Linked DNA regions of Homo sapiens: regions 2 and 3 are each linked to region 1. A link is a contact called in ENCODE Hi-C or POLR2A ChIA-PET data. All regions are on one chromosome and are shown on one strand. Each heading gives the region's core, a stretch centred on a gene start or an enhancer-like site at or near the end of the contact. The rest is flanking DNA. Distances are from core to core; before and after follow the strand shown.

What was found. A loop is a pair of places that touch in the nucleus more often than their neighbours do. ChIA-PET counts read pairs that join two places held with the same protein, here RNA polymerase II (POLR2A). Pooled maps may share reads with other maps.
Region 2: a loop to region 1 is called in a map of PC-9, with 9 times the contacts of the local background. The contact joins two enhancer-like sites. A Hi-C loop is called at or near these places in 1 of 168 maps with a recorded cell type or tissue (PC-9) and 4 of 50 pooled maps. POLR2A ChIA-PET finds 5 or more read pairs at or near these places in 4 of 52 experiments (H1, MCF 10A, PC-9 and 1 more).
Region 3: a loop to region 1 is called in a map of MCF 10A, with 9 times the contacts of the local background. The contact joins two enhancer-like sites. A Hi-C loop is called at or near these places in 1 of 168 maps with a recorded cell type or tissue (MCF 10A) and 4 of 50 pooled maps. POLR2A ChIA-PET finds 5 or more read pairs at or near these places in 1 of 52 experiments (MCF 10A).

Annotation. Positions count from the first base shown.
Region 1 is chr1:178,237,545-178,240,244 of GRCh38, reverse strand. The region is part of intron 1 of RASAL2 (RAS protein activator like 2); the gene reads right to left. Among named protein-coding and RNA genes, the nearest start is that of RASAL2, 140 kb to the right of the region's middle. Within about 2 kb of position 1,389, at least 7 of the 41 ENCODE cell types and tissues checked have a DNase peak (open chromatin) inside an H3K27ac peak, as active enhancers do.
Region 2 is chr1:178,055,075-178,057,774 of GRCh38, reverse strand. No RefSeq gene overlaps it. Among named protein-coding and RNA genes, the nearest start is that of CRYZL2P-SEC16B, 18 kb to the right of the region's middle. Within about 2 kb of position 1,377, at least 17 of the 41 ENCODE cell types and tissues checked have a DNase peak (open chromatin) inside an H3K27ac peak, as active enhancers do.
Region 3 is chr1:178,030,634-178,033,333 of GRCh38, reverse strand. CRYZL2P-SEC16B (CRYZL2P-SEC16B readthrough) reads left to right here. Exons shown (of 32, transcript NM_001356506.2): 4 at 249-307; 5 at 839-904; 6 at 1,674-1,783. It also overlaps the pseudogene CRYZL2P. Among named protein-coding and RNA genes, the nearest start is that of CRYZL2P-SEC16B, 6.0 kb to the left of the region's middle. Within about 2 kb of position 1,318, at least 6 of the 41 ENCODE cell types and tissues checked have a DNase peak (open chromatin) inside an H3K27ac peak, as active enhancers do.

The DNA of each region.
Region 1 (2,700 bases), core at 140-2,639:
CTAACAGTCCAATAAATTGAAATAATAGGCTAGAGAGGATTAGTAAGCCAGCAACTCCATAATTTCCACTAGCAACTGACCTTGTTCACTGTGGACAACATATGTTCATAAAACACTGTGCTTGAAAAGCAATGCCCTAATGTTACATCACAGGGCAAAAAGTAATTACAAAAGTTTATATTAAAGACAAAATAATCAAGTATAAAAATCTGTGTAAAGGCAAATATTTTATGTTTTATTATAGGCTAAGGGATAGCAAGGCACCACAATGTTAAAAAATTTATAAAATAAAAATTTTAAATAAAAATACCATTCATCTGTTTTTAATAAGCTAGGAAAATACCTTTATTACCTTATTTCAGGGGCAGAACACCTCCATCCAGCTCAAGCTTTAAGAACCATGGTTTAGGATGCCATCAAGAGGATAGAGGTAAATAAAACTTAAATACTAGAGTATCAGTGCCTAACGTGTCCACATATTAGAATCATCACACAATCTTAAACGTATTCCTTACTCTTAGATTCTGGCATGTACTACTGTGATATATGGATGGTGTCCATGAGGTAGTGTCCTCAAAAGTCCCTTGGATAGAGAGTAATGTCTAACCACTTTGAACTAAAAATGTTTATTATAAGTTGCTTAAAATACCACACTACTACTTGGAAACAGTAATCATGCCTTTCTCAAAGAAAGATTTATTAAATAATAGAATCACTAAGTACCAGTGACAACTATCATTATTTTACACATATTGTGAGTGATTTATTGCATATTATTCTGCCAGTTGTATAACATCTTCACTAGTATTTACAATATATCTACAGTATGTAAACCATTGCACTAAACATACAACAGGCATGGACTCTGACTTTCCTTTTAAAAAAGCTTGGATCTGGGAAGAAAACCCACAAATGCTGACAGTAACTCTTATGTTCTAACCACCAGATACCACTTTACTTCAGAACAACAAACCACACACATAGCTTTCAAAATACTCTTTAGTTTGACCAAGGTTATGGTTATATACTATGCTAAATTATATGAATCAATATCCCTTAAGATTCAAACTATTTTGACATTTTGGTGACAAAATCTAAAAACATAGATAGAATAGGGTTTCTACTTTGTAAAGGTGAATAAGTAATCATCCTTAAATCCAGAAATTAGAGGCAAAATTTTTTTAAGACATTTCAATGAAAATTCCACATGAGAATGACAGGAAAAATACCTGTGGTTAACTGACTCAAGCTCAGTCACTAAGAACCTGTGTACTCATAAGGATACGGTTTCATAATCATAGATCCAGAGTCATTACTCATCTTACTCTTCTCTTTGCTTCCTCACAAAGACAAACTGGCCTTGAGTGTGAGAAACCAAATAAAAACTTGCCTGAGGCAGATAAATCATTCCAGGATGACAATCATCCTGGAAATGCAGACAAATCATACTGTTCATTGTAATCAAGCTACCAGTTGAAAACTCTAGATCACATTGAACTATATTTATATTTTGAGCAGAGGTGTGGGAAATTACTAACTACAGAAGGTATTTGACTAAGACTAAAATTTTATTTACATATATATATAGTGATTGCTAATAGGTACTTGAGGTGATCAAAGTGTGTGTGTGTGTGTGTATATACACACATACACACAGAAATATTTTACTGAATGAATACACGGATATAAAACAATAATAAAGTAGCAGCACCATTACATGTTCAGATAACAAATGGAAAATTTAATGTGACTTAAGGTCACAAAACACCAAATCATTATTCTGGAGGCAGAATACACTGTTTGCAAAATACAAGGGTAAATGCCCAGGCGAAATGAAAACATATGTTCACGTAAAAATTTGTTCATGAATGTTCATAGTAGCATAATTAATAATAGCACAAATGTGGAAACAACCCAAATGTCCACCAAATGATGAATGTATAAATGAAATATAGTATATCCATACAATAGAAAGTCAGTGATAAAAAGAAAGTACTGCTGCTATAACATGGAGGAGCCATGAAACCATTATGCTAAGTAAAAGAAGCTAGACACAAAATGTCACATATTGTAAAATTCCATTTATATAGCATCTATAAGCAAATCTATAGAGACAGTATATTACTGATTGCCTAGGTCTGATGGATGGGACCTTTAAGGGTAAACAGGAATTGCCTGCTAATAGGTATTTGGTGTAATGAAAATGTTCTAAAATTGTGGTGTGCTTGTACAGCTTTGTAAAAATACTAAAAATAAACTGTACAAAAGAATATTATGATTCCACTTATATGAGGTACTTGGGAATCGAATTCATAGAGACAGAAAGTAGAATGGTGGTTACCAGGGCCTAGGGTGAGGCAAGAATGGGGAGTTAGTGTTTAATGGGTACAGAGTTTCAGTATGTGAAGATAAAATAGTCTGGAGATGGATGATGGTGATGGTTGAACAACAATGTGAAGCTACTTATGCCACTGAACTGTACACCTAAAAATGGTTAAAGTGGTAAATTTTTTGGTATGTGCATGCTATCACAATAAAAAAGTAATTGAATTGTGTGTATTAAGTAGATGAAATACGTTATGTAAGTTATATCTCAAAAAAGCTGTTAAACAAAAATAAATAAGGTGTGTATGCAAGTATATGTAAAAGTAAGAATATTAAAGTTACCACCACATTGGTAAACTCCAAGTCTATACTCGT
Region 2 (2,700 bases), core at 128-2,627, 180 kb after region 1:
AAACGTGTTTTTTGAAAAACAGAGGAAAAAAAATCTTGCTTAAATGCCTCTTCCTGAGTAAGTTCACTGTCAGGAAAGGAAAATCCAAACGCTCGAATATTCTATTTTTGTGTCCAGAGGCTCCAGCCCCTGCACACAGACTCTTCCTCACTCTGAAGGAAAGGAAACTGGGCGGGAGACCTCCCTGTCACAGAGGCCGGAATTGAGGAACCTGTGTCCCTCCAAGGCCTGTTCTCCATACATTCGGCTTCCATTTTAGGAAATGAGGATATAGTGCAGGCTGCTTTGGGATTGGCCTGAGGGTGGAGTTAGTGGTTTAAAAAAAAAAGTGCTCCTTTGACTATTCTCCAGGCAAGCAGCAAGCGCGGAACTAGACTTTAATTAAATTGGGAGGTTTAAACGGCTGCATTAGTATTACACTTCCTCTGGTCATTAAAGTTTACTGCCATCACCTGCTTCTCAGCTAACATGTAGATAAGGACGAGAGGCCTGATTAAGAGTTTTACATTTTGATGTGTGAGCAAAGTGAAAGCTGTAAGTCAGTCATAGCAGTAATAAAACAGCAGTTACCTAGGAAGATAAAGCCCCTCTTCGTACGTTCCACATTAATTTTGTACACTGATCCATACATTTGTCTGTAGTTTCCCCCTCTGCATTGCCTTTATTTAATTAATTTTTTAAATGGACACATAATAATTGTGTATGTTTATAGGATACATAGGAATGCTGCAATACATATAATGTATAGTGATCAGATCAGGATAATTAGCATCTCCATCATCTCAAATATTTATCACTTCTTTGTGTTGGGAACATTCAATAGGCACTGCCTTTAAATGATGGTAAGTGCTAAGGGTGTCCAACCTGGGAACTGGGGTTTGGACCACCACTCTTCCTCTCAATCCAGTGTGGCTCTTCCTCCTTCTGCACTTTACTAGAGATGGCCCTTTTCAAGGACTGTAAGGGACACAGAGAAGGGCAGTCCAGCTTGTGATAGTCACATTTTTAAGCTATTCCTGTTTCCTCTGCCATCCAGCATGGGAAGCAGACCTTAAAAACAGACCTCAGTTTGAAAGGATTTCAAGGGAAGCTGGTAAATGGAGATGGAGGAAGGAAACCGGAAAGGTCCAGTTAAAGAGAGACTGATTCCTATGGCTTTGCTTGTTTATTACTACTCCAAGGTAGCACTGACCCTGGCATAGACAGGTCCTCCTAAAATGCAGATCTTATTAGGGAACCACCATTCCCCTGCTCTTAACCCTTCAGTGGTTCCCCAGTGACCGGAGGATGATGTCTAGGTAGCCCAGTTATGATTTACAAGACTCTTCATGAGCTGGCCCCAGTCTACCGCGAGCTCTCCATGCTGTTCAGCACACCCCCACTACCACGGGGCCAGCCCTACTGCCTTTCTTTCAGTTCCTCAAATATACTGTTTCTTCTCTCCCCCAGCCTTCAAACATGCTCTTTCTCCCTCTGCTCCTAACTCATCCTTCCTTTCATTGGACATTTCTACCCCAGGGAAGCCTTCTGTTACCACCCTGGCTCTGGATTAGGCTTCTCTCCTGTGAACACCCACAAACCTCCTGCTTTACCTACCACGTAACACACTGCTCTGGAATCATTGTGCTTGCTGGCCTGTCTCTCCAACTGAACTGTAAACACATGAGGGCAGCACTAAGCGTTTGCCTTGTCCAGTGTTGTACTCCCAGTAGCTGGCACACAGTAGTGCTCTGCAAGTATTTGTTGAATAAATGGCTACTGTGCAATATGACAATTGAAAGCCCAGTGGTACTTCCCAGATTTACATTCGACATGTTTATTTTAGTTAAGTCACTGCTAAGACACAGGAAGGGCCCTGAATTAGACATGTGTTGTAATTAGGCTGCCCTGACCTCCTCTTCTCCCTTTCACTTTATTCCAAGGCCCTCTCTCATCCCACCTTTTCCACGATGCCTTCTCAGGAATCCTGGTTTGCAGTCATCCGAGTCAGCTTAGGGGCCACTCCCTGTGTGTACATTTACTGGCAAACGTCTGCGTCAGATTTTGTAATTTAAAAAAAATTTTTTTTACTGTTCATTTGAAAATTACTATTAATTATAATTGCTTTTAAATGATTTTACAATTTTGTCTTATCTTTTCCAGGTTTTTCTTGATAGTAGGAAGGATGTTTTCTTTTATTAATCCTGTTGATACCTAATGCTTTTGCAGTACACAATTTGTGTTTAATGAATACACACGAGATAACTTAAACTCTAATTTTTCTTTAGAAATTGAATTTATTATAGTGCCATTGTGGAAATGAATACTAGATCTGTTTGGTGATGTGGCAACTGCACTAAGTTTCTTAAAGGAAACTGTGGTTCCAGGATGGGCTTGGAAGCTGTAGCCCAGAACTATGTGGGCACCGCATCCCTGGTGGGTTGGCAGGAACAGGAAGCCCGCAGCCAGAAAAAACATTGTTCCATGGTGCCCTCTAGTGAGCCAAGGCGCCACCAGGTCAGAAGTCAGGGCCAGAGGCCCTCCAACCTCGGCAGGAAGCAGGATCATCCGGGGAGCCTGACAAAACTGTAGATGTCAGTGCTCCTTCCCAGAATGCCAAGCCAGCAGGGAGATCAAGCCCTTCAATCAGCATCTTCAGGGATCTGATGCACACAGTCCTCAGATCACACTTTGTGAAGTACTGACTAGGTGATGCTCATC
Region 3 (2,700 bases), core at 69-2,568, 210 kb after region 1:
AATTTTCATTTGTGTCATGGTAAGATTGAGACTGCTATAGCTTCCCAGGTTGTGATGGTGAAATCTTATGTTTACTTTCCTGTGCTTTGAGTATAACACCTTACCTCTCTACCTGCATATGGAGAGGAGGAGGGGCACCTAAATCCTCAGCTCCGAAAGCTGTTGGAATAGCCTGTCGATCAGTGTTTTCTCATCTCCATGGTGTTGTGTTTTACAGATAACCTAATCTTTAAACAATATGTTTTTAGGAATGGACTTTTCTGGGACAGTATTGGAGACAGGCACAGATGTCAGGACAGTTAAAGAGGTAAATTAATTGAAGTCTAGGGAATCAATGTATATGTAGCTATGAAAAATATGCTAACTTCATTTGTAGCCAAAGGGTCTTGCTTCTACTGGCTTTTGCCTGCAGACACCAAAGGGAAACCTAACTAGAAAGGTAAGAAACAAAATTCTTTCTGGGGAAAGGAAGTAATTGGAAGTTCCTGGCTTCATTAAACTTTTCATTATGAATAAAAGGCGGCACCTCAGTCTTTAACCAAGAGGACAGAGAATTTGATTCTCTTGTGAAATTAAGAGTGGGCTTCTAATTCAAATCAACCTTTCCCTTACTCTCTCTCTTCGTCTCAAATGTGCTCACTCAAATTGGCTTCACAGCCTGGTGGTGGTATTGAGAGAGTTATTATTTTATTTACTAAACAGTAACTCTGAATAATTAAGACCAACCTGTGTCTTATGGAGTCAGAGATGTGCATTTTTTTTTCTTTTTTGATTAATTCAGGAAAAGGAATGCAAGGTCATACATTTGCACATATCCTTAATGGTATGTTTCCTTTAGGGAGATAGAGTTATTGGCACAAGAAACTTTAATTGTATGGCTGAAGAATGCGTCACTGACCAGAAGGTATCTGTACCACTCAAGATTAATGGTTGAAGATGTTTTTTCTCCTTTGTTTTTCTTTAATTTCCACCTATCCCTCATTCCTGTCTTCCCCTCTCCCTCTTTTTCTTTGTATTTATTTGGTCATGTCTTGTTTCTCAGCTAAGCACTTCATTTTTTCAAATGTTAAACTCCTTCTCTTCATTAATGTGACAACACTTTGCACAGAGCTTTGTTTGCATTGAGTGTTTTAATGAAGAACAACATTTTGTTTTCTGAGTCCTTGAGCTGGCTGTTCATTTGGACTAGGTAGTTTTAGTAGAAAAGCTGGTTTTGGGCATTGAGCTGGATGTAATGGGCTTCTCCCAGACACAAAGCTTATGAAAGAGATAGCCCTGGGAATGGAGCCAGCCAGGGTAGTCTAGCATGGTTGTGCAGGGTGTGAATGGTGCCCCCTGGTGGTGGACAGTACACAATTGTCCCCACCAGCTTTACTGAGGTAAAACTGACATACCAGACCATTCACCCATCACAGTACAGTGATCTGTGTTCCATTCTCTACCTGTTGGCTCCTTTCTGAGCCAGATGCTAGCCTTGGGGTTTTGAAGTCTGATGCATTCAAGTTCTGAAATCTGCTACAGCTTGCTTAGTTTTGACTTCCACTGGGCTTGGTTATGGGCAAGTGATTCCCTTTACAAATCAGTCACTGAATCAAATCCTAATATTTACTGAGCAGCCTTTACGACTTAGGTACATACACTCAATCTGTAAGTCACTGTTATCTCTTTTTTAGGACCTGTGGCAGATTCCAGAAAAGGTCTCCCTATAAGAAGCTGCTGTCCTCCCTATAACTTATGGCACTGCGATTTTTGCTCTTGAGCATTGGGCCCGTACCCAGCCTGGGTAAGGACTGTGTAGATGACAGAAGGCTAGAAAGTACCCTTCTCTTGATATCAGAAGTGTCCGACAAGGCCATGCCCCACCTCTTCCCTTCCCTTCCCTTCCTTTTGGCTGAGGAAAGGCCAAAGGGAGGTAGCCACTTGAGATTGGGGTTTTTTGACTGTGAGGACATCCTTCTGTCTGAGAGGAGATGATAGGCTGTGAACTTGGCCATTGTGAATTGGAGAAATACCTCTCTCAAATGTGACCGCCCTGGAGATCTCATAAAAGTATTAAAGTGTAGATAGTTGGTTTATTTAAACCCATTTCACTCTGAGTTTATTAGAGGCCTATGGTATTTGTTTCTGTGAGGCCTTGTTGAGTGTGTCAGATGGGACATTTCAGGAGAAAAGGTGCTGAAGTTTGACTCTTTACCTGGAGCATACGTACTACTTCTTGATCTTTTCAGAGAGGTGAGACTCAGAATTGCTTCAGAGAGGTGGGTTTAGTTGAGCAGTGGCCATTACATGCTCATCACCTTGTAACATTGGGCAGTATCTAATATGAGAAGGATTTTAAGATAGAATTTCTGAAGAATAAATTGGAGTGGTAGCTCAAAGGAAGGGTTGCCACTGATATGAGGGAGAGGCTACCTAGAGAGATTCAGGAATATTTTTCCTGGGAGGTCTTCAAAACTGAACCCAATTAGCACTAATCTAGAAGTCACATCCGTAAGCTTACAGGGTGGAGAACAGATGTATATGAAGGTTTGAATGAAACGACCTCTAACATTCTTGCTTTAAAATGTTCTGTTTCTAAAATATTTGTGAAATCATATTACTGGTTGACTTCTGAAGGTTTCTGAAGTAGCATTCATCTTTCTTTGGCACAGAGTTGTTTTAGTGACGGCAGCAGCTGGAGCCACAGGCCTTGCAGTGATG